Regions from separate parts of the Homo sapiens genome. Here regions 2, 3, 4 and 5 are each linked to region 1. Evidence: chromatin loops called from intact Hi-C (ENCODE). Cell type or tissue: mammary epithelial cell. All regions are shown on one strand.

Region 1 (5,000 bases):
CTGAGGCAGGCAGATTATCTGAAGTCAGGAGTGTGAGACCAGCCTGGCCAACATGGTGAAACCCCATCTCTACTAAAAATACAAAAATTAGCTGGGCGTGGTGGCAGGCACCTGCAATCCCAGCTACTCAGGAGGCTGAGTCAGGAGAATCTCTTCAACCTGGCATCGGAGTGGTGGGGTCAGGGTAGGGGTGTCGGGGGTGGGGGCATTGAAATGAGCTGAAATCACACCACTGCACTCCAACCTGGGTGACAGAGAGACTCTGTCTTAAAAAAAAAAAAAAAGCCAAGCATGATGGCTCACTCCTGTGATCCCAGGGAGGCCAAGGCAGGAGGATCACTTAAGGCTAGGAGTTCAAGGCCATCCTGGGCAAATTTGTGAGACCCTGTCTCTACAACAACAAAAATCAAGAACTTAAAATGGTCCACTTTAAAGTGCAAAAAGGTAATCTCCCCCTTCCTGGACAGAGGCTTCTCTAGAGCAGAAAGTTCTTTTGATTGCAAAAGAGAAGACCATTGGAAATCTGCTTAGATAAACTTGCTTTGAGTCAAAAGTGAATCATTAATGTTTCAACTGCTAATCCACTTAGCGTCCTATTCACCCAGATGGCTGTTTTGAGCACTCACATCATGCTTTTTTAGAAAGATAAAAGTTTCCAGTCACCAGAGATTCAATTGAGCAAGGGTAAAAGACAATTGATGGTAGATGAAGAGATTGAAGTTTCTGAGATGAGTGAACAAACACTTATCTGGTCAATGTGAAAATGAATGAAACATTTGAAATGAACTGATATGAGTTGGTTGGGTTTTATCCCTATAATAAACTCTTTCCTTTGCCCTCCAAAAAGGATTAGGTCTTCTGCGAATGAGAGTTATAACCAACTCATCTCTGTCCTCAAGCCATATGGCCTTGACCTTTCTTAGTGACGGCCTAGTCACTTTAAACCATGGGTGGCTGTTGGAGATTTTTCTTGTTTGCAGCCAAGTCCTTCTGAAGGGTGACTTTGGCCCCATCAGCAGCTTCAGGAGCCATCTAAAAGCCAGGAGCAATGCATCCCTGCATTCCCTGAAGCCAAGGGGCTGCTCTGGCTGGCTTCCTTCCCTCTTCCCCGAACAGAACCAAGCTCCTATAGAAAATTCATAAATTCTTGGCAGGAAAGAAATCCTCCCATTGGAAGGAACAGATGTTGTACGAGTAACTTTTGCCATTATGCTATTCCTAATATCATAGTTTTAAAGTGTGGGGGGATGTTAACTTTTTTACAAATGTCAACATGTTCTGGGCAGTTTTTCCATCTCCATCTGTGGCATGCACATCACCAATCCTTCTGCTGCCCCTTTTTAAAATTTTCCAGGGAGTAGTTGGAAATTGGAAATATATTAAAAAGTGAAGGCGGAAAATTCAATTCAACAATATGCTAATGTATATCCTAATGGAGAAAGTAATATGCTGTTTCCCTCCCGTTGTAAATGTCAGAAATATTCTTTCTCGTCGCCTTAGAACTTGGAATGGTGTACAGACTTCTAACAAAGTAATTATGACCAATTAACAATCAGAGACTATTGCTGTTACCAGAATTCCCAGAGTGAGTAAAACCCCCCTTCTAAAGAAAGCCTCCATCCTGCTTCACATTCAAGGGGCTTCTAGGCCATTTGCACTTCGTTTACACCTCATTAAACTGCCCACATTATATGCCTGGGTCCCAGGTGACTGTGGGAAAAGATCAAGGTCAGTGGATGCCGCATCTACCCTCCGAGTAACCTTAAAAAGGGTGACTGCACCTCTACTGGTGCTAGCTGGGGTCCCCTCCCTGGGGACAGCGATGCCCGCTTGCGGCGGCTTCTGCGAGGGCCAGAGCGCCCGCTGGCTGTGGCCGGGCCCAGAACACGCCTGATCGCTTTTGGGTTCAAAGTCAGAATCGGGTGAGCGGTCTGGGTGGGATGGGGTGGAGTGGGGTGTGGAATCGCTGCGCAGAAGCAGAGGAAGGTGACAGCGGGGGCGGGGCGAGGAAGCAGCGGAGCCAGATTTAAGTGCGCCGCCGGATCGTCCCGCAGTTTCCGTTCTCAGGCCAGGTTTCCCCCCTTCCGCCAGGTCGTAGCCAAACCAGTCCCCAGATCCGTGTGGGGCCTAGTGTCGGAACCCGCACCCCAGAATAGCTCGTTCTTGAAGCTCCGTGCTCAAGTGGAGGTGCAAATGGGAGCGCTCGCGGGGTGGGGCGCGGCTCGGGGGGCACCCATATCCAGAGCCGATCCCATCCCGCGCCCTTACCCAGTCCCAGTGGGCCCCTGTGCGGCTTCCCCCGCATCCTCTCTGGGAGGCCAGTCCGCTCTCCCAGGCGCGGCTAGGGGCGCGAGGGACTCAGGAGAGCGTGGCCACCCCTCTGCGCCCGGAGCTAGAGGCGGGCGCAGCGCCCGCGCGGTCTGCAGTGCCCCCCACCGGACGGCCCGGCACAGGACGGCTCCGGACCTGGCTACCCGCTCCGCGCCGCCTTTGCTGGAGGGAGCCGGCGCCCCTCCTCTTCCTCCCTGTTGAAGCTACCAAAGTTGTGAAATTTACAATCAAGTCAAGGAGAATACGCTGGCGCTGTCACTGCCTGGCTTCCAGCTCCCGGGGACTGTGGACTTCTAGGCTTCCCTTTGGCTAACGTGAAAATAGACGGGACAAGGTCATGTAACCATTAAGTGGGAATGTGCAATAACGTGTCTGCTACATGACAAATACTCGCTAAAAGACGGACATCGTTATGATTACTCGCTGGCTAGGCTTTGGCTTCTCTGGAGTCTGCTCCTCTGTGGCAGATAGGGATGGTTTCTACCTTTCCTTTGAGGTAGAAAAGGAACCTGAGCACCCAGCTGGGGTCCAGTCTTGCAGTGCCACTAACTCCATCTATGGCTGTGGCCTCAGCTGTCTCCTTTTTGAACCTAAATATTCTCATTGCAAAATGGGAGTAATCATACTCCACCCACAGAGTTGCTACAAGATGAGAAATGAAGGACTCCTTATTCGGGGCAAACTCACTCCCACTGTCAGCTGGCGGGTCCCAGACCACCTGTATCTGTAGCACGTAGCAGGTGCAGTGCATAACATTTGACCCTACTCACAGGCGGCGCTCTTTTCTTTTTAATTTATTTTTGTAGAGAGAGGGTCTCCCTTTATTGCCCAGGTTGGTCTCAAATTCCTGGCCTCAACCAAGCCTCCCACTTCAGTTTCTGAAAGTGCTAGAATTACAGGAGTGAGCCACGACGCTCAGGGTCCTTTTTCCTGAAACACATAGTAGGTACTCAATGCAAGTCTCACCCACCCACAGCAGCTAGCCCATCTAGGGTGCCTTTTGCAGCCCTGTCTGTGACCAGGAAGCCTGGGCTGTGGGAGGTTTTAACTGTTGGGATTCTTCTTCCTTCTCTCCCCTTGACACCCCTTCCACAAATGCCTGGGATCCTTTCTGGAAATTGGTGATGTTAGAAATAATAACACACAGTCCTGAGACATAGTGCAATGGAATGCACAGTCAGAGGACCTGACTGTCAAGGGCAGCCCTGCTAGTTAGTTCCTGGCTATCTTTCTCCTGCAACCTCTCTGAACTCCAGTAACCTTATCTTTCTTTCTTTTCTTTTCTTTCTTTTCTTTTTTTTTTTTTTTTTTTTTTTGATACAGAGTCTCACTCTGTCACCCAGGCTGGAGGGCAGTGGCATGATCCTGGCTCACTGCAACCTCCGCCTCCTAGGTTCAAGTGACTCTCCTGCCTCAGCCTTCTGATAGCTGGGACTACAGGCACCCACCACCATGCCTGGCTAATTTTTGTATTTTTAGTTGAGACGAGGTTTCGCCGTGTTGGCCAGGCTGGTCTCAAACTCCTGACCTCAGGTGATCCGCCTGCTTCAGCCTGCCAAAGTGCTGGGATTACAGGCGTGAGCCACTGCGCCCAGCCCAGTAAACTTATCTTTCTTTTTCTTTTCTTTTTTTTTTTTTTTTTTTGGAGACAGAGTCTCACTCTGTCGCTCAGGCTGGAGTGCAGTGGTGTGATCTTGGCTCACTGCAACCTCCCACTCCCGGGTTCAAGCGACTCTTGTGCCTCAGCCTCCTGAGTACCTAGGATTACAGGCGCCCACCACTATGCTCAGCTAATGTTTTTGAATTTCTGGTAGAGACGGGGTTTCACCATGTTGGCCAGGCTGGTCTTGAACTCCTGACCTCAGGTGATCCGCCTGCCTTGGCCTCCCCAAAGTGCTGGGATTACAGGCGTGAGCCACTGCTCCCGGCCGTAATACAATATTTTATGCCAGCAATCCAAATTTTGGGACTGTGTGATAAGGCACCAGCAACTTTGAGGTCCCATACTGGTAACTTCTCAAGATCTCTAATATGATGAACTTTAAGTGAGAAAAAAAAAATACAGAAAACCAGTGTTCAATATTTACATGGCCTCACCAGTCACAGTGCACTTCTGTGTACATTATATCCATTTAATTGTCAGCCCATTTTCCAGATGAACCTCAAAGAGGTAGAGCGACTTTGGACACAGTGCTCATCTCTACAACACAGAGTCTTCTCTCAATTCAGCCTTATCTCTATGCTGTTAGACAAAGATGCTGGGTTGGGTGCAGTGGCTCATGCCTGTAATCCCAGCATTTTGAGAGGCTGAAGCAAAAGAATCACTTGAGCCCAGGAGTTCATGACCAGTCTGGGCAACATAGCAAGACCCCATCTCTATTTATTTATTTTTTAATTTTAATTTTTTTTTTTTTTTTTTGAGACAGAGTCTCACTCTCTCGCCCAGGCTGGAGTGCAGTGGCATGATCTCGGCTCACTGCCACCTCCACTTCCCGGGTTCAAGCGATTCTCCTGCCTCTGCCTCCTGAGTAGCTGGGACTACAGGCACATGATGCCACCACACCCAGCTAATTTTTGCATTTTTAGTAGAGACAGGGTTTCACCACGTTGGCCAGGATGGTCTTGATCTCCTAAACTCGTGATCTACCCACCTCGGCCTCCCAAAGTGC
Region 2 (5,000 bases), 950 kb before region 1:
TGGGTTTCCTGGATCTGTGGTTTGATGTCTGACATCAGTTTTGGGGAAATGCTCAGTCATTGTTGCTTTAAATGTTGCTTCTATTCCTTTATCTCTTTCCTTTTGTTATTCCCATTGTGTGTATGTTATACATCTTGTAGTTGTCCCATAGTTCTTGGATATTCTATTCTGCTTTTTTTTTCAGTATTTATTTATTTATTTTAGAGACAAAGTCTCACTCTGTTACCAAGGCTAGAGTACAGTGGTATGATCACAGCTCACTGCAGTCTTGACCTCCTGGGCTCAAGCAATCCTCCCATCTCAGCCTCCTGAGTAGCTGGTGCTACAGGTTCATGCCACCACATCCAGCTGATTGTTTTGTTTTTCATTTTTTGTAGAGACAGGGTGTCACTATATAGCCCAGTGGTCTTTAAGTCCTGAGCTCAAGTGATCTTCCTGCCTCAGACCCCTAAAATGCTGAGATTACAAGCATGAGCCACTGTGCCTGGCCCTTTTCTCAGTATTTTTTTCTTTGTTTTTTAATTTTTAAAGTTTCTATTGTCCTATCCTGAAGCTTAGCAATTCTTTCATCAGCTATGTGTACTCGACTAATGAGCCATCAAGGCATCCTTCATTTCTGTTAAAATTTTTTAAATCTCTGGTATTTCTTTATAATTTTTTCTTAGGATTTCTATCCCTTTACCTACATTATTTATTTGTTCTTGCATTTTGTCTACTTTTTCCATCAAAGCCCTTAGCATATTAATTATAGTTTAAAAAATTCCTGGTCTGGTAATTCTGTTTTTTTGGAACTACAGTAAATAGGCCTTTAAAAATGTAGTAGTAAGGTGTAAAGGAAGGGGGATAGTGCTCTATAGACTTATGATCAAGTCTCAGGGTTTTGGTGAATGGGTGCCCTGAATGGTGAACTTCACCAGTGCTTTTTAGCACCCCTCACCCCTTAGGTGGCACAGAAAGGCTTCAGGGAGCTGAAGTTGGGTATTTCCCTTCCCGCAGGTAGCTTAGGCTCTGATAAAATATAGTTTGTCCTAAGGTCACGCTTTGCTAAGAAGAACAGAATGTTCTGGCGTATTTCAGAATGATGCCTTTCTTCTTCCCCTGTCAGAAGTGCAAGATTTTCTCCAATTTTTACCATGTGGACCCGGTTGAACTCCTGGAGATAACACTCATAAAAGTGTGGAGGCCAGTCCCTCTGACTGAATCTCCCCACAGTTTTTAATTCTCAGAGTTGTCCTCTGAGTTGTCCTGAGCCTCCTGCAAGTTGTTAATTACAGTTCAAGTTTCCCTACTCTGGCACTAGTTTCCAAGGAGATTTCTTCTTGTGGGTTTCTACTTTGGTAAGTTATGATTCCCTGTATCTACCTACCTGTCTTCCAAATTTGGGGAACAGCATTTTGCTGTGTGACCTCACTTTTCTGACGAATAAGAAGAATTGTTGATTATTCTGTTTGTTCAGCTTTTTACTTATTGGGACAGAGTGGCCACTTCTAAGCTCCTTATATGCTGGGCCACAAAGTGGCAAGACCCATTTACCTAGAGCTGGTGCCCTTTCCTCTGTGCCACAACTGGTTTTCAAAGGGAAGACTATGAATTTCATAGGGAGGCTAAGACCAACTGCCACATCTTGTATTGTCATTCATCACATGTGGGCTAATAGCAACCTTACTTCATAGCTTTGAATTACTACCCAGCAACAATGCTGTCATCTGTCCTCTCATGAACTCTTGCCTAATTTAAGTAAAACTTGGAACCATGCTAAGGTTAACTCGTAACAGGATGATAGGATGATACAGATGCAATTTTATTGACCTTAAACAAAAAAAGTATGTGTGTATGTGTGTAAGCCTGTGTGTGTGTATATATATAGTGTGCTATATATATAGATAGTGTGCTCTGTATATATATATATATAGATAATGTGCTACATATATAGTATACTATATATATAGTGTGATGTAGATATATATACACACACACATATATATATATATAGTGTGCTTAGGATGACAAAGGAGCTATGTCTGATTCTTTATCACCTTTCATGGCTCAGTGACTAGCGCAAGCTTAGTATAGTTCTTAAGGTTGTGAATATTCTTAATTCTTCTGTCATAAAAGTACATTTTGATTTACCCAATACATTTACATATGGAATTCTTTGTGCATACTCTCACTTTACAAACATATATTGTGTCAAAAGCATATTTGTTTTAGGGAGGCCCAGGGAGAATCATAACTAAGAAGAAAATGTGGGTACTATGGGAATATGTATTAGGATGCAGATTCCAAATTGACAAGCAAATGTTAGGACCTGCAAGGGGAGGAAAGCATGATCATTACCAAGAACAGGCATTTATTTTTTATGTATTTATACATTTTGGAAAAGATAATGATGGTGGATCGACCAAGTGGTATTTATTTTTTAATCAAACACCTAAATGAAATTGTCTGGGATAATGCAAAATAATTGAGTATAAAAGAAAAGATATTCAGAGGCCCAGGAGACATAATTCTGCAGGCTCACCCCCAAATCTATTTTTAGTAATTTAAGAAGGATATGATAATGCAGGCCATACTTCCTGAGTATACACTAAGGGTGTGACATCACGAGAAACACTGGAAGGAGTATCAAAGGGCTAAACAAGGTGACAAACTCTCAGCTTCCACCGAATTCTGAGAGAAGACATTGACAGAGGTATGTATGGTACAAGGGATTGAGAATGGAGTCATCCGAGACCCCAACTGAAAATGTCAATGCCTTCTCTTTTGTTTTGGTCACAAGTTATTTTATCCTGGTGATGAAGAAGGAGAAGGAAGGCAGCTCCTAGGAGGCCAGGAAAGGAAGGGGCTCAGGTTCCTAGAGGGTTTTAGAGACTGCTCCTCCAATTCAGTGTGTCCCTCAAAATGATATTGTAACCACTAGTGAATGCTGCTGGCCTCCTTGACAGGTGGGTTTGTTAGCATGTAATTCTTCGCATAGACAAAATTCTGAGCTCTCCTCAAACTCCAGGTTTGCTTTAAGCTCAAGCTTATTTCTTTTTCCAGTTGGGCTTTCAGGCCTTTCAGGCCAGGTAGATTGCCTTTAACTTGCTCAACTGCACCCCCACCTGTTCCATATATTTAAAAACATGCTCCAACTTACACAATTGAACAGCTTATTTTCTTTGGGAAGAAAATATTTTTGTTGTAGTTTCAGTTTGTGGCCTGTGACGTTTATTGGCAAGACAATGTTTGATACAATTAACAGTTTTAAAACTACCATTTTAAAATGAATTTCATTTTAAGCTCTTCCCTTTCCAATTTTTTTTTTTTTTTGGAAGTTCAAGAGTATTTCTGAAGAAATTAAGATGGATACCAACTTTACAACATCTGGGCTAATTCAATATTCTTTATTTGCCTTTTAAATTTGAAGTTAGACGCATATGAACAAAAAGGGGCATGATTTCCAGCCATGCCTTCATGTGCTGATTTTACTATACATTGTCACAGACTGTGGAACACAGGAGGTAATAAGAGGGTTAGGTGCAGAGTGTATTCATTCTATACGTAAATTGCCCCACACCAGAAACCCAAACTTCCATCCCAGAATGCACTTGGGTACACAGAAGCTTCAAAGAGAAATATTTCCCTGGAGGGAATTGGTAAAATTGGAGTTGGGTGAACCTCAAAGCATCTCGATTCACAAACGTTGCTTATGTTTGGATTTGGAATTGAATTTGGCTCCAGCAGTTGGCATCTCTACACTGTGCTGTGAACTACCCAGTCACAGAGAAGGGGGGAGGAAGAGGAGGAGAGGAAGACTGAATTGAGGAGTAGAATTTCTAAAAACACACAATAGCGCAGTGTTGATGCAATTAAGAAAATTAGAAAATGGGGTTTAAATTGAAAAAGTCCGTCTTTATCTTTTGCTTCCTTTGTGATATCCTTTCAGTTCCATATCCTCTGTCTTCTTTGATCTCATGTGCCCTCCATTTTTCCTTCCTTTGCTTTTTCTTGTGAGATTTCTATTGAAGCCCGTTCCTCCCTTTTTTCAAGAGTTTGCCTCAAGGGCTTGAGTTTGAATTTCAGGGCTTAAAAAGGCCTGGCAGGTTACAAAACAGTATGTTCCATATGAGCTAAATGTTGGGAAGGGAAACTATGCATTTATTTATGTGTATGTATGTGTGTGCATAGATAAGAGATTAGAAGGGTACTTACACAACTTTAACAATGTTTTTTCCTGGATCATAAATGCTTTCACATTCTTCTTTTTCTTATATTCTTTGTAATGTAATGTATTGCTTCACTTTTCTGGAAAGAACACTTACACTATAATAAGTGCAATATATAAAAAAGCTGGTAATTTGGCATGGTTTTCTTACCAATTTTTAGAACCTTATATTATTTCCTGTCTTCTTTTATTTAATTTTTATTACCAGTTTTTAGTTTTACTAAAATTCTGATTGTGCGCCTATTGCGCTTCAATTATGAAAAGATGTTTTGCTGCTTCATTAAAAAATTGTTTTATTTTTAAATTAAAATTGTTTGAATATGTGCGATTAAGCAGGTATAACCACACTTTAGAGAGTGGATGAATTTCTGATATGCTGCGTGTAGGTAAGGTTTAACAAATATGTAGGGCTTTAGGGAAATATGCTCTTCTTGCAAAACAATGAAAAATACTTCCTTTGGAAATAAAGAAAATAATTTTTTCACATAAAACTTTCCTTCTTTAAAGTTTTGGATATTAATTTTTCATTATTAAGCAGGTAATGATATGGCTTAATAAAATAAAATGATTAGAAAGAGCTTAAATATGTATAGATCACATATAATTTAGCAGAAAAAGTGAATTATTAGGTATCTGTGCACACATGTGTGCATATATATATATATATATAAACAAAGGGATTAAAAATGGCTCTTAAATACTACAAAAAAGACTAAAAATAATATGTGTTAAAGATATTGCTAAATAAGAAGCATTGAAAAGAATGGGCATTATTTCAAAGCTAAATGTGTAA
Region 3 (5,000 bases), 1.3 Mb before region 1:
CAACTTTTGACTCTCCCCAAATTTAACTGCCAGTAGCCTACTGTTGACTGGAAGCCTTCCTGGCAGTATAAACCGTCAGCACATATTTTGTATGTTATATGTATTATATACTATATTCTTACAGTAAACTAGAGAGAAGAAAATTAAGAAAGTCATAGGCTGGGTACAGTGGCTTACACCTGTAATCCCAGCACTTTGGGAGGGTGAGGTGGGCAGATCATTTGAAGTCAGGAGTTCAAGACCAGCCTGGCCAACACAGTGAAACCCTGTCTCTACTAAAAAAAAAAAAAAGAAAGAAAGAAAAAGCCGGGTGTGGTGGCACATACCTGTAATCCCAGCTACTCGGGAGGCTGAGGCGGGAGAATCGCTTGAACCTGGGAGGTGGAGGTTGCAGTGTGCTGAGATTGCACCACTGCACTCCAGCCTGGGCAAAAGAGCGAGATTCCATCTCAAAAAAAAAAAAAAAAAAAAAGAATAAGGAAGAAAAAATATATTTACTATTCATTAAGTGAAAGTGGATCATCATAAAGATCTTCATCCTTGTCATCTTAGCATTGAGTAGGCTGAGGAAGAGGAAAGTGAGGGGTTGGTTTTGTCTCAGGAGTGGCAGAAGCAGAAGACACGGAGGAGGTGGAAGGGGAGGCAGGAGAGGTGGGCGCACTCTTATTGAAAAAATCTGCGTATACGTGGACCCCCGCAATTCAAACCCTTCTTGTTCAAGGTCAACTGTAGTTTGAATTAATAGGGAAGAAATACTAATAACATTTATTGAACATTATCTTTTTGCCTGTCTCTCGTAAAGGGCTTTCCATACAAAACGATAATGTATTTATTTACATTTATATGAGACAGGCAAAAGATAATGCAATATTATTGCTGTATTATTTATTTACTTCTTGTAGTAGCCCAGGGAAGCATGAGTTATCATTACTCATTTATTTATTTATTTATTTATGAGGTGGAGTCTTGCTCTGTTGCCCAGGCTGGAGTGCAGTGGCACGATCTCAGCTCACTGCAAACTCCGCCTTCCGGGTTCACGCCATTCTCCTGCCTCAGACTCCTGAGTAGCTGGGACTACAGGCGCCTGCCACCACGCCCGGCTAATTTTTTGTATTTTTAGTAGAGACGGGGTTTCACCATGTTAGCCAGGATGGTCTTGATCTTCTGACCTCGCGTTCCGCCCGCATCCGCCTCCCAAAGTGCTGGGATTACAGGCGTGAGCCACCGTGCCTGGCCTATCATTACTCATTTATTACAGACAAGGGAATGAAGCTTAGGCACAGTCACTGCCCAGCCCAAAGTCACCCAGTTAGTATGATTTTGAATCAGAATTTGAACCCAGATCTAACACCGAAGTTCACACCCTTAACCTCTACATTATGTGAATAAAAGATGTGGAGCTACTGGTTAAATATTTGGAAAAATATGTCACACATAGAGTTAAATGTGAAAGATGAAAATGTAACAAAACCTTAGCTTTAAGGATTTTTTAGTGTTGTTTTCCTTAGAAGAAGCTAAAAGGTAAAGAAAAAAACCCAAGAATAATAATAAAAGAAAGAAATGGAATAAAGGGATTTTTAAAAATTTGAAGCCATATAAGCTTCATTTTCTATTTTTAAATAGTTATACATTTCAAAATTAGCTAAATCTATAAATTAGAATTTCAGATATCAAAGATGAAGAATATTTAAGTAATTGAGAAACTATTCACAGTATAGGTGGAAAAAGGCAGTTTGCAAAATAGTGTGTAAAGTATGATATTATTTCTATAGAAATGTATTTATATACATCAATAAAAGAAAAAAATCCCTACCACATAAATTCTATGTATGTAAAAGGCCAGCATGTGAAGAAATCTGTGACTGTTTTTCTCTCTTGTGGGACAGTTTGCTGCCAGTGCCAAGCAGAAAATGGCAACCTGGTACCTTGCAAAAATAGATGCCCGCATCTTCTTTGGCCACAGTCATTTCTTAACCTGCCAGTTCTATCAACAAGCCAAAATAACAGGCTGACTTTCGCTGTGTAGAGTTCCCATAGGATCCTGTATCTTCCTTGACCTGACAAGTCAACCCCTGTAAAAGACAAATTGGAAGGCTTGTTAACTCTCTTTTGACTCTGCCTTGACTTGGAGCGTTTGAAGGTTTAGGCTGGTTAATGATGTCTGTTTTTTTTTTTTTTTTTTACAGCGATTCAACCCAGGGCCTCATTTCTTACATAAGTGTCAGGCTGGAAGCAGGCGGTTCTTCAAGTTGGCCTCACTAACAATGTAGTGGCCTACGCACCAGCCCCCTGCTTCCCCGGGCCTGGGTGCTGAGTCAGGGATGCTCCGGGGTTCGGGAGGACTGGGATCCCGGAGCACATGAACTGGACTCCTTTTGCAAACAGCACTTAGGACTTTGCGTTCTGGTTATTTAATATGAGTCTTCCTGCCCAGTTAAAATATGTGAACGCGGTAAGATCAAACGGCCCAACAGTTCTGGATCTTATTCACCTCTGTATCCTCAACACTCTGTACTCAGTGTGATGTTGGGGAGGGAGCTCTGAACAGGGAATTCCACAAATCTTGGTTGGAATCCTTTCCACCGTAAGTCTGGGCAAGTGATGGAAGCTTTTTGAGCTTTTCTTTCATTGTCTATAAAATGGGTCTAATGAGAGTCACCTAGTGTGAGCATTAATGATACTAATTATGCAATGGCACATAGCCCAGAGCCTGGTCTAAAGGAAGCTCTCAGTTGATATGGACTGATCATGTCCCGGTGAACCTTGGGGCAGGGCCGATGGTTCCAAGTGGGAGAGGAAGCCTCCCCAGCAGTAATCCAGATATGCCACTAGGAGGCGTGCGAGTTCCATAATTGATTTATCCCCCCTCTCGGTATTAAAAGCCAGTCTTGGCCCAATTCAATCTCTGTAACTTTAACTTATTATTTAAGAGTGATAAATGGCCTGCTCCTGCATTCCTTTTCCATTCAAATCACTGTCATTAAGATTAAGACAGTGTAGCCGGCTAGTGAAGAGTTGGCACCTTTTTGTTTATTTCTTGCTGCTCTCCACGTGGGGTACCAGCTCCTTGTGAGCTGAGTACCTAAAGCTTGGCCTTCACTTTGTTCTGTGTATGCTCAACACACTTGGCTGACAGCATGTGTCTTGGGTCTTGATCCGAAGGTTTGGATTATTTGTGGGAAGGAAAGTGAAACCAATCGTGATGGATTCTATTTTATGCAACAAAAGACAGCCATCTGTAGCCCCCAAATGGGCCATGGATCCTTCTTTCTCCTGTCTTAGAAGAAGCATGCTTGGCTCCATTTTTGTTTATTGTTTCTGCCATGTTCCCTTCCAGTCCAGAGATTAGTGCACTTCCAGGCCAGAGAGCTGGGTTTGAGCCTCAGTGGGGCCTCTAGTCTCACAGATAGTTAGATTAGAATGAACCTCAGTGGAGGAGTGAGTTCACCCTTCCCTCAGATGGGCAGTCTGAGGGCCAGAGTCAGGCTAGGATCTTGAACTTCAGCTGCTTTATGGGTAGAATAAGAGTACTGGGCTGGGTATTTCCAATATCTTTCCAGCGTGGACATTTTTTCACTTTCATATCCAGATGCCATGCTCATAAGCCTAATTCTCCAGCTCACCTGAATTGTGTGAATTCCATTTATGAAGAGCAGACAGAGATGTTGTAAACATGAGTGTCACTGCGATTTATGAGTGTTGTGGCAGCCTAGCCCTAGGAGCCATGCTGGGGCTTTCTCAAAGTAGACATTACGCCTTGGAACAAGCTGTTCTGATGAGCAACACAAGGACACATCAGAGGCTCCACAACTTTCAATTGGCTTTAGAGCCTGTGATTCTCCTTTTTTACAGTCCTGTGACATTGAGACAGTATTAGCATTTACTTCCATTTGCTAAGGGCAGGACAACATGCCATGAGAAGGTACTGGTATTCTCATGGAAGCCAGTGACCAAGCTAAAGGAGAGTTGTCAGGTATTTGATGTTGATTGCAGCAAGAATATGGAGGAAAGAGCCCATGACTTGGGGCAGGGCCTGCCAGGATTTAAATCCTACCTGCCAATTACTGGCTGTGTGAATGCAGGCAGGTAACCTAGCCCCTGCCTGTAAAATGGGATAATAATAACCCACTGCTCAGGGTTGTTTTTGAGGATTGAGACGAAGGTAGTACTGTGCAAAGTGCTCATGAAATATGAGACTGTTTTTATTTCTTCTGAAGCCCAAGAATTGTAAAATACGTTTTTCTATTCTGAAATGTAGGATTAGGGTAGGGTTAGAAAAGGGAACACAATAATGTGAGAACTTGAAGAACCTCAGTGAATAGCAGCAGAGTCTGAATTAAGGACATCTGAAAATAAAAGGAGAGTGGTTGGGATTAAATGACCTGCTGATGTTGCTGAGCTCCTGAAGTTAAGGGAGCCCAGTGAAGCAGTGTTGTTGTTTGGAGATGATACCCAAGATTCGTTGTGTCACAGTCACGGAAAACTAGGACGTGGACACATAGTGAGGTTCAGAGTGGAAGTTTAATGGGCGAAAGAGAAGAGCTCTCTGCAGCAGAGAGGGGTCCTGGAGAAGTGGGTTGTTGCTTTCACTGTGAAATGTAGGAGGTTTTATAGATGAGCCTGAGGAGGCAGTGTCTGATTTACACAGGGTGCAAAGGATTGGTTGGACCAGGTGTTTCATTTGCATAGGGTGTGAGTTTCTGGCTGCCCTCACCCTAATCTTTTGTCTTGCAAATGGTTCTCTGCCTGGTTGGCGCCATGTTGTTTCTTTACAGTACACGTGGTGGCAAAAGAGAAGATGGTGCCTCCATGTTGAACATGCCTGGCCCCCAGGTAGCACTTTTCTATTGACACAGCTGCCAGCATTCACCTGTGCAGGCTTCCAGCTTGCTTATCTATGTCTGGAGCTCAATTTTTCAGGCTGCTCTTTGTTAGAAAAGAAAGGATTTTGAGGCTGCTTTTTGTTAAAAGGGAAATTCTGCCGAGGACTCTTTTACCCT
Region 4 (5,000 bases), 1.2 Mb before region 1:
CCTAACTTGTTCATTGTTGCTCATATTCACAATACCTAGCTCATGTCTGGATCACAGTCAATACATATTTTAAAGTAAATGAATAAATGAATGAGTGAGTGAATGGATAAGTAAATGCAGCTTCTTGGCACTTAAGCATACAAATCTTCACCAGCATGCGCCTCACACTAGTGGACAGGCAGAACGATTTTCTATTCTATATGGAGGTTCTCTGTGAAGATTTCTATGCATGTACTTTGCCTCTGCAACCTCTTAGTGGAAGAACAGGTTTTTGATATGCAGCCAGCAACCCTGACAGAATCAAGTCACTTTCTTTAAGAAGATTAATGAACAGGGACTTAAGAGAAGGCACGGGTGAACTGGTTGCTAACAAGTAAGAACCAGCCATAAGCTCAACCCTATTTTGGGAACAAACCAAACCAGGATCTTTAAGGCTGAGCTTGGCTTGGTTCAACTAATCCTTCTCCTCCTCTTTGTGCCTTGGCTGCTCCCACACCCACCACAGCCTTTCTCACTCATCTCTGTTGAGTTATGAATCACATCCCTGTTGCACCTCCACGCTCTCCGTCCTCTGTTGGGTCTGGCATTTTCCTCACTTTGCTGTCCTATGAGGACAGAGAACACTGGAGGTGGAGGGAGAGTCTTAGGTAAATATATCATTTCAAGTCTTTCAGGGAGAAGGAAGCTCTGAGTGGGCCTTGTGATTCATGGTAAAGGGAAGATGTGGAGCAGGGAACTGGGCTGGGCTGGATGAGGATCAGAGGCGAAGAAAGGGAGGTTGGGCCATCTTACGGGGATGGGTGGGAAAGGTGAACCACCAGATCCAGACAAGGAGTGGAAGGTTTGAGGCAGGTGGGTGAAGGACTACAGGCAGAATGGAACACAGATAGGTACACTTGACCTCTTCTCCTTGGGCAATTTCCTAGTCAACTTTCAGGATCCAACTTGAACGCCCCTTACTTGGGAAACCTTCTCTGACTTTCTGGTTTTCTCTGCATTAGAAATATCCTGTGGTCACTCGCCCCACCATGTCACTTTTCATCCTAGTCCATCCTTTTTCCACTGCCTTCTCTTTGAGACTGAACACCTCAAAGGGCTGAGACCATGCCTCCTTCACTTGTGTATGCCTAAGCAGGGTCTGGCACACATTTACACTGACCATCTTTTCCTAATGCAAACTTGAGTCACATGGCCTGGCACAGTGTCCACCACATGGTCTGAGCGAGGCACAGAACTTCTGAAATGAGGACCATCTTGGAAAATCTGCACCATATGGTGAAAACGTGCTGAAGACGCCTTGCGTACTAAGAGTCAGTGGAATTTAATAGTATTTGTTTTATTGCCTTTCCCCCCCACATTCCTGGGTTTCTGTCTTCCCTAATATGAAGATGCATTTTGCTGAAATGATTCATTTTGCAAAATTCCTGCAGGCCAAACAAGAAGTGGCATGCACTTAGGTTTCAAACAGAGACACATGACATGGGAATCTGGGGCTTCAATTCTAGTTTAGTTTATAAAATGTTCAGCTGGTTGTTTCAAACCTCTGTTTCTACTCATGACCTCAGACAGAAAAGTGAGGTGTGCCAACAGACCCAGCCTGCAATGATTGAGCCCCTGCTGTATGCCAGACCCTTTTGCTTACATTATTCCATTTAGAATCATCCCAGGAGACAGGCAGGTACTCACCACATATTTTAAACAGAGAGGAGACTTCTCTGCTCCTTGAGGAGCAGAAGTGATTTATGTGCCTCATTTTGAGGCTAACCACCTACATCACAATCTAGACAGTAAAAACTGAAATGAGCGCTTGTCTTTTTGAGAATCTGGGGACAACAGCCGCTCTTGTTACCTTTGTAGATGGGCAAGAGTCCCTCCTCTGGGACACTGGAGGGCAGTGTCGTACAGTGAATTGAGTCTGGGATTTGGAATGAGGGAATTTGGGTGTGGGTTTGAAAGCTGTGTGGCCTTGAGCAAGTTAGGCAGCCTCTCTGAGTCTTAATTTCCTTGTCTCCAAATGAGAATAGTCATTGTAAGACCCACTTTACTGCGTCTTACAATGTTGTGAGGATCAGGTGGGCAGTGGACAGTGGGCGTGGGAAATGCTTTGTAAGCTGTGAAGAGCTAAACACCTAATATCATTATAAATGCACAATTTGGGGGCAAGGGCTCCTAGATCCTACCCGAGTAAAAATATTTCCTTCAAAACTCGTACCTTAATGCTGAACTTTGAGCCTGGAGTTCTATCTTTGAGTTCAAGGAGGCCACTGCTCAAGTAAGCTTGCATTCCCTGAGATGCAGGTGGGGAGGGGTAGCCCAGGATTAATGAGGGGTCCATTTATCAATTTCATCTTGTCTCAGAAAAGGGAAGCAGGTTGTTCAGTGTCCAGGACAGGTGCATTTGGCTGGGGAAGAGGAATGTGCCCAACCTGGGTGTTTCTGGAGGCCAGAAGAACACAAAGGCCCTGGGGACTCTCTAGGTTTGGAGCCTGTGCTTTCCTGGAGAAAGAAGAGCACAAGTCAAAAGTGATGTTGGGTTGGAGGGTGAGTACTGAAGATCCAAGAATCTTGGACTCTCAAGGCAAGGAGGGGCCTTCATCCCCATAGTTTCCTTGTCTTTGGTCGTTCCTGAATTTTGCCACATCTGCATTCTCCTTCTATTGTCTTTTTACTTGATGAATTTCTTTACCTCAATTTCCCCATGTAAGAAGCTTCAGCCTCATCTGAATCAAGCATATTTGTGAGATCTCCATACAACTATTAAAATAAAACATATTCATTTACCACCTAAAAATCACCCTACGACCACTAGTTGTCCGTGCATTAACTTTGTTGGGAACTTGTGTTCCTGATCAAACACCCATCTGGAGACGAAGTGTGCTCTGCTGCCCCTTCAACAAGTACTCACCCTGCCTCCGTTTGCACATCTGTAATGATGGGAAACTCAGTTCTTCTCTTGAGGTGACTCTGCCAGAAAGTTCTTCTGTAGGTTGTGCCTGAATTTTCTTACCTGTAATTCTACCCATTGGTTCTAACTCTTGGATCCCATAAAGGGTGTCTATTTTCACTTCCCAAGATGGGAAATCTGAAGCTGGCTCTTACGTACGCTACCTCCCAGCCAGGCTGGACACCTCCACTCCCATCTAGCATTCCTCTACTGACAGGCTTTCAAGTGTCCTTGATGTCTTTTGTCACTGTCCTCTAAAAGGCTCAGTTTTGGGGTCATCTCTTAAAAGATAACTTCCAGCATGGAACACAATCATCTAGGTGTGGTCTGGACAAGTAAGGGTGAATGGCACTGTCCCATCCCTCATTCTAGATACACTACTACCATTAATACAGCTTAAGTAACACTCTCTTCTTAATGCATCTGCCAGCAGTCAGTGGGTTTGGTGCAGAATAACTACTCCTGCATCAGTGTTGATACCTTGCCATGACCATTGGGGTGGTCATACTCTTACCTGACCACCCCAGTGCCAGTAGAAGGCACGTGTGGGGGAACTGAGTGTCATCTGGAGCAGCATTCTTTAAATCTTTTTCATTATACAAACATCTCAGTAAAAATACATTGAGCACGCATCTCTAATATGTATATATTTATTATAAATTGTATAATGGACTAATACATGTAGTGCATGCAAAAAATAGGAATTTAAAAGTATGAAATAAATCAGAAGTAAAAATCCTAATAATTTCACCCTCTCCTTGTTGGATTGTCTTACGTACCACCTGCGAATGTTTCCCCCCAGGGTCCAGAACACTCAGTGCCCTCCTGCTAAACAAAGCAAATCTCTGTATGAAAGGACAGAACCTCTAGTTGTGGTGACCCCAGCACCAGGGTCTAATTCACTGTTTTTCAAACTTCCCGAATAATGCCAGCAACACCCTTGGATATGCACCTGGAAGAATCAGAGTGAACGAAAAGGGAGTCAACCCCATTCAACCGTGTGTATTGTGCTTTGTCAACACACACCATTTTTCCTCTTCCTCGTGGCTGCCCCTGTCTTCTACTCTACAACGTTTGTGCATTTTATCCCCAAAGACCAGAGATGTCTTTGGAATGCACAGAGGTGTAGTGACACGCAGGGAGGGAATTTTGTTTTTGAAGTCTTTGGAATAAGATTCCTTCCAACATAAAAATCTCAAGAGATTAAGCAGGAAGTGATTCTGGCCTTGGCATGAGTTCAGAGGAACATGAACCGAGTGTGGGTAAATGTAAAATCACACTGTGGGGAGAGGCTGGGGTATTGGAGGGCTTCTACCAGGAGAAGAGTTCTCAGATGCCTGATGGGAGTTGAGCAGGGGTGGAATTAAACCTTTTTCCTGTGGCACTTGGAGGTAGAACAAGGAGGCATATTGGACTCTGTATAAGGAAGGCTTTTGAATGGTAAGAGCTGTCTAGTGATCACTGGGCTGCTGTGGAGGAGTTGCTCGCCCTTTCTGGGAGGGGTCTAGGGTGAGCTGGGTGAGCAGCTGATGGGAGGGTATCAAGGCCACTGGGTCCTATGCTGGCAGCCTGGACTAAAACAGGGCCAGGACAGATTGGGGTATAATTGTGAGGACTCTACGCCCTCCTGAACCCCCATGACCCCTTCATGGGCCTGTCTCCCTTGCCTGGAGTTTTGACATTCTACTTCTTTCTGCAGGCCCAAGGTTGCCCCCTTTTGGAGTGGTAGAGAGGCTTGGGTGACCACCACCTGCCATTGTGGGCAGCTTACCCAGCTGGGTGTACACAAGCTTTTAAAAGAAATGTTGCCCCATTACATCTTTGTCCTCAGGACATCCTCTTTAGTTTCCATCTACATTCATTAGGAAGCATGTGAGATCTTAGGATGGGGGTGGGGGTCGAGGGAAACTATTTTCTTTCCTCAAGGCAAGAAGAAGACATTGGGACCATCCCTTGTAGGTGAGTCATTTCCCTGGGGCTGCCTTACATCCTATGGAGACCGAGTTGACACAGTCTACTAATTTGACCTCAGAAATGTCTTGGGGATCCATCTGTC
Region 5 (5,000 bases), 1.3 Mb before region 1:
TGCCGCCCACTCGGCCCCCGGCAGCTCACTCTTCCTTTCTCCAGATTCCTGCGGACTTCTTTCTTCAGCAGCATCAAAGAAGTCCAAAAAGGAAAACTAAACAATCCAAATTACAGGATAGAGAAAAAGACCCATTTCCATGTAAATGTTAACCATTCTGCAGCAAAACAAACAGTGGAAATAATGAGGCTTTGGTTTGGATCTGCAATGTGGAAGATGGACCTTGCTTATAAATAGTCTTTAAACCAACAAGTAGAGCCGCAGTAATTCTGTCTTGGAGGGTAGAGGGATGGGGACTGAACACATCACCCTAAAGCAGCTATTCAAAAAGTGTTTCAGGTCCCCTCGCAGTAATTAATAATAATAATAAATTTCAGGCAACAAAACAAACAAAAGGAAACAACAAAAAGCAGGGTTGGATCATTAAAACAAAAAAGCTGGGTACTCCAAAGACTTCTCACAGCGGCCAAGTTATGGAAATGAGATTTGAAACTGTGCCCCTCCAGGATCTTGTCCACTTGTACAGCATAAATCCTTAAATCAGCCTGCCCACCGTAGACTGGATGCCCTTTGAGAGTGCAGCATCCTGGAATGCTGTCTTCTGAAAAACAAATAAAAGATACACAGTTGAACCATATGAAAGTGCCAATATTTGACTATTCTGACTTACCAAAAATAAATAAGTAAAAGCAGCACGTTGAAGGGATTCAATGTAATTTACGCAGGCCCTCAAAAAGACAGTGTCTTTATCACTGTAAAGTCATTGGACAAGCCCCCTCCAGGCCAAATATCAGCAGACAGGCACAAGAGTCACCTGGGTGATTGCCTTAGAAGCCCAGTAGTACTCCAGAGCAAGGTGCACCTCCTCCCTGTGTTGGGATACCTGGGATGTCTTTTACACAGGCACATTCCTGAGTGACTCACCCCACTCCAGTCCTGAATCGGCATTTCTGGAGTGGGCCTGGGAACCTGCATATTAAACAATCACCCAGGTGACTCTTGTGCCTGTCTGCTGATACTTGGCCTGGAGGGGGCTTGTCCAATGACTACAGTGATAAAGACCCTGTCTTTTTGAGGGCCTGCGTAAATTACATTGAATCCCTTCAATGTGCTGCTTTTACTTATTTTTGGTAAGTCAGAATGGTCAAATATTGGCAATTTCATATGGTTCAACTGTGTATCTTTTATTTGTTTTTCTTTAAATTTCAACTGAGCTCTGGAAAATAAGTTTTCTAGATCTTTGATTGGACACATTTGGGGTTAAGAGATTTTTCCAGGTGCGAACATCAACTGACAAGTTTAGGAGCTATTTCAGGGAATACCTTTGAATTCTTCTTTCCATTTGGAGCCAGGAAGTTCAAAGAAACATTTATGGCGTAGCAGGTCTTCAGGTTTTAAAGGTAATTGTATTGTTATTTATGTTTTTAGATCCAACCTCTTTTTAGGATCATTACAAACACCGTGAGAGGGGTTTCTCCCCACATTGCAGAAAAGGATTTGAGTAAGGTAGGCATGTTTGACCTCTTCTGGAATAAGGTAAGGGGATCAGTCAACCAAGACAAAACTCTCAGTGGTGAATTGGTAGGGCCAGGATCCCATACATAGCAAATGGGAAAATTAGACTGTGAACTTAAGTCTTTGGAAATAACCTGGTGCTGTAAAAAAGAGTATAAATGAAATCGAATTTTGGCCTAAATTAGAGCTGCCACTTAGTAGTTAGTTGCATGATCTTGGTCAAATGCAGCAACCTCCTCCAGTTCTGTGTCTTGCAGAGGTGGGCTGGGGGTACTGTTCTTGGGGGAGCTGAGTGAGACCCTCAGTGCCACGCATGTCCATAAAAGGTGCTCAGTAGTTTATTACTAGTGAATTTTAGCCTGGAGGTTTTTCCAAAGATGCACAGCAGCCTCTTGAGTAAGAAAAGAAGAAAAGCTGCAACCCTTCCCTCTGCCCCTAATCCCTTCACACATAAAACTGCCCTGGGGCATTTACCCTCCAAGGGATAATTCCTGGTTGAAAGTAAAGCTGGCACAGCTACTGTGGGCACCAGCAGGTGCCAGTACAGGCTAAGCTTTCAGAAGGGTTGCCTGGCCTGACTTTATCATTTTTTCTGTCTCTCAGTGTGACTCATGAAAGCCCAGACTTCCTTTCCTTTCATCCAGAGTGATTTCTGTCTCATAGCCTTTTGTTTGTTTGTTTACATAATATGTCCACATAACAATCTCATAGCCTTTCTTGCTTGCTATTCTGAACCTGGGAAAAAATGCTCAGGGTTTGCACTGTCAAATATCAAGGAAGAAGAAAGATCTCTTATTTTGGAGATCTTCGTAACAAAACTAGTAAACAGCAGTGGCTACTTTTGGGCAGCACTTCACAGTTGGCAAAGTACTTTTGGATTCATCAGTTCACTGAATATTTTGCGAAGCCCTGGCAAGACTGTGTGATGGCTAAGGGCTGGGCTCTGAGGTCTGCAGATTGCCTTCAAATTCCCATCTTCACCTCTTCCCAACTGAATCATCTTGGGCAAGTATTATAATTTGCCATCACTGAACATCATAGATTTAAGTGGAAAGTACTAAAATAGTAGCAATAAGAGCTTAATAATTGTTAGCTATTATTTCTGTCATTCCCATTTAACCAAGTGACTTTGTTTTTCCAGAATATCTGACCTCAACCTAACAGGTCAAACTTCACTTTCTTCACTTTTACACCCTCTTCCTTTCCTCACAGTCCCCTGCCTCCACTCCTCCTCTGCCTCCCTTCCCCATCACAGCCTATACTAAACTTTCCTGTGGGGTGCAGGCTGTCCTTTGTCCTGAGTACGCCACACTTGGTGAATACCTCCCCATCCTTCAAGTAGACTGACTTATTCCCATGCTCCTGGTTTGCTTTCTGTACACCTTGGCTACAACAACTATGTAGAGTGAGCTGGTCTCTTTCCCCATCTGTCGTCTTATTAGACTGAGTGCTTTCTGAGAATAGGAACCAGATCTCCTTGCTTGTGGAATCTGCCCCAAAATCTATGGGATACCAAATAAGTGTTGGTTTGAATGAACAAATGCTGTAGAATGTATAACAGCAGTTAAAATGATCTTAGGTAAGCACTGGAGTCATGGAACCCAGAGCTTGTGAGCCAGTCCTGGAACCCAAACTCTCCTGCTCCCAGTCCCCATGCTTCCTAGGCATCCTCCATGCTGCCTCTGGGTGTGGCCATCGGACATTGCTGAGTAATTTTTCTTAAGCTGGACGCAGAAAGATAAAAACTAATGATATGAAAGCACTAGACTTCATATTTACAGGCCCAATAGAAGTTTCCAATGACATCAAGCAGCCAGTGTGCAAGGCCTGCTTTTAATGTATCAGAAAAGACAAAATTACAGGATGACCGCCTTTGATGTCCCATCTGTTTCGTCTTTCTGAATAAAAGGGAAACTCTGGCTCCAGGCTGATTTTCAATTGCAAAAATAGACTAAATTCCAACCCTTAAATTATCAAAAGTGCCACATACTTGACAAGCAGCTAAGCAGAGTACAGAAACTACCAAGTTAGTAATTAAACAGAGCTTAAGTCAAATTAACAGAGACAGACATTCTTGTCTGGCGGTCAGAACAGAGGCCTGGGGAGCCCAGGATCTGGCCCTGGTTCCTGCTTGTGTCAGAGTCAAGTTTTGATGTGCAGCTGCAATTGCCAAGAAGAGACCCCCTGGGCTCCCTCCGCCCCCATCTATCCTGGAAAGGCTCCCAGGGTGGGAGGGGGGGTGTTCCTGTTAAAAGATATGAATCGGGGAGGGTAGGCCTGAAAGGAGTCAGGAAGAGACTGAGAGTGCCTCGCTCCAGAGTGCCTCGCTCCTCTCCATTTCAGAATCTGTTTCCAAATATTGCAAGAGGCCATGGAAGATTTTTTTTTTCATATAATGATTGGCACTTAGGAGGCCTTATAAGAATTTTAATATAAATTATTATCCGTTCAAACAATTTTGAGTGCTTACAACAGTGGATAAAGTAAAATCCTAGACTAGGAGAGCTGACATGCTGGTAGGAGGAGGCAGACAATGAAAAAGTAAATATTTAGTATTTCAAGTGGCTTTAAGTGACATGGGTGTAACCACAGTGAGAGGAGGAAGAGAGAGTTCAGGAGGGAGTGGGGGGAGAGGTAGGATGGAGTTGCAATTTATATTAGGCAGTTCATGGAGGCTTCTCTAATAAGGTGATCATTCAGCAGAAACCTAAAAGCAGAAGAGAATTCCAGGCAGAAGGAACAGCATGTGCAAAGGGCTTGAGATGGAAGAGTGCTGAGCATGTCAGAGGGAAAGCAGGATCCTGGAGCAGCCAGATCAGGGCCAGCATGGAGGGAGTCATAGGAGATGAGGCTGGAAAACGATTAGGGGCTAGATCATGTAGGCATCCTGAGGATGCTGGCTTTTAGTCTAAATTAAAAGTGAAGGCATTGAAAGATTTTGGGCAGCTCCGACATGCTGTACAGGGTCACTTGGGGCTGCTGTGTTGAGAGCAGACCTAAAGGCAAAGGTAGTAGAAACGCAAGGGTAGAAGAAGGGAGACCTCTTATGAGGATGCAGCAATAATCCAGAGGAGACGCGATTGTGGCTTAGATTAGATGGTGGTCAAAAGTGGGTTAGATTCGGCCGGGCACGATGGCTCATGCCTGTAATCCCAGCACTTTGGGAGGCCAAGGCGGGTGGATCACGAGGTCAAGAGATCGAGACCATCCTGGCCAACATGGTGAAACCCTGTCTCTACTAAAAATACAAAAATCAGCCGGGCGTGGTGGCTTGCGCCTGTAGTCCTAGATGCTTGGGAGGCTGAGGCAGGTGAATTTCTTGAACCCAGAGGCAGAGGTTGCAGTGAGCCAAGATCGTGCCATTGCACTCCAGCCTGGCGACAGAGCAAGACTCCATCAAAGAGAAAAAAAAAAGTGGTTAGATTCAGAATTTTGAAAGTAGACCTTATAGGATTTGCTGATAGTTTGGCTCTTGGATGTAAAAG

What was found. Hi-C counts contacts between places; a loop is a spot of excess contacts. Peaks named below come from ENCODE experiments on the same cell type or tissue, not always from the same donor. Only the 100,000 strongest peaks of a DNase experiment are listed, where the experiment ranks them.
Region 2: it touches region 1 in a loop (5-fold over the local background); 2 of 110 quality-filtered maps call a loop at or near these places.
Region 3: a loop joins it to region 1, with 8 times the contacts of the local background. A loop is called at or near these places in 45 of 110 quality-filtered maps.
Region 4: a loop joins it to region 1, with 12 times the contacts of the local background. A loop is called at or near these places in 3 of 110 quality-filtered maps.
Region 5: it touches region 1 in a loop (16-fold over the local background); 3 of 110 quality-filtered maps call a loop at or near these places.

What each region holds. Positions count from the first base shown.
Region 1 is chr9:107,463,196-107,468,195 of GRCh38, reverse strand. LINC01509 (long intergenic non-protein coding RNA 1509) reads left to right here and starts at 1,611. Exons shown (of 8, transcript NR_121581.1): 1 at 1,611-1,728. RefSeq lists an enhancer at 1,343-1,842 and a silencer at 2,345-2,524. In mammary epithelial cell, a CTCF peak has its summit at 2,446 (motif pointing left); no DNase peak of the experiment used is centred here; H3K4me3 peaks cover 998 bases.
Region 2 is chr9:108,414,624-108,419,623 of GRCh38, reverse strand. The region is part of intron 1 of LOC105376214 (a long non-coding RNA gene); the gene reads left to right. Among named protein-coding and RNA genes, the nearest start is that of ACTL7B, 440 kb to the left of the region's middle. In mammary epithelial cell, a CTCF peak has its summit at 3,089; a DNase peak (open chromatin) is centred at 3,093.
Region 3 is chr9:108,759,808-108,764,807 of GRCh38, reverse strand. No RefSeq gene overlaps it. Among named protein-coding and RNA genes, the nearest start is that of ACTL7B, 94 kb to the left of the region's middle. In mammary epithelial cell, a CTCF peak has its summit at 2,830; no DNase peak of the experiment used is centred here.
Region 4 is chr9:108,668,286-108,673,285 of GRCh38, reverse strand. No RefSeq gene overlaps it. Among named protein-coding and RNA genes, the nearest start is that of ACTL7B, 190 kb to the left of the region's middle. In mammary epithelial cell, a CTCF peak has its summit at 1,878 (motif pointing right); DNase peaks (open chromatin) are centred at 595, 1,415 and 1,875; H3K27ac peaks cover 2,020 bases.
Region 5 is chr9:108,811,236-108,816,235 of GRCh38, reverse strand. No RefSeq gene overlaps it. Among named protein-coding and RNA genes, the nearest start is that of ACTL7B, 42 kb to the left of the region's middle. In mammary epithelial cell, a CTCF peak has its summit at 2,047 (motif pointing right); a DNase peak (open chromatin) is centred at 2,095.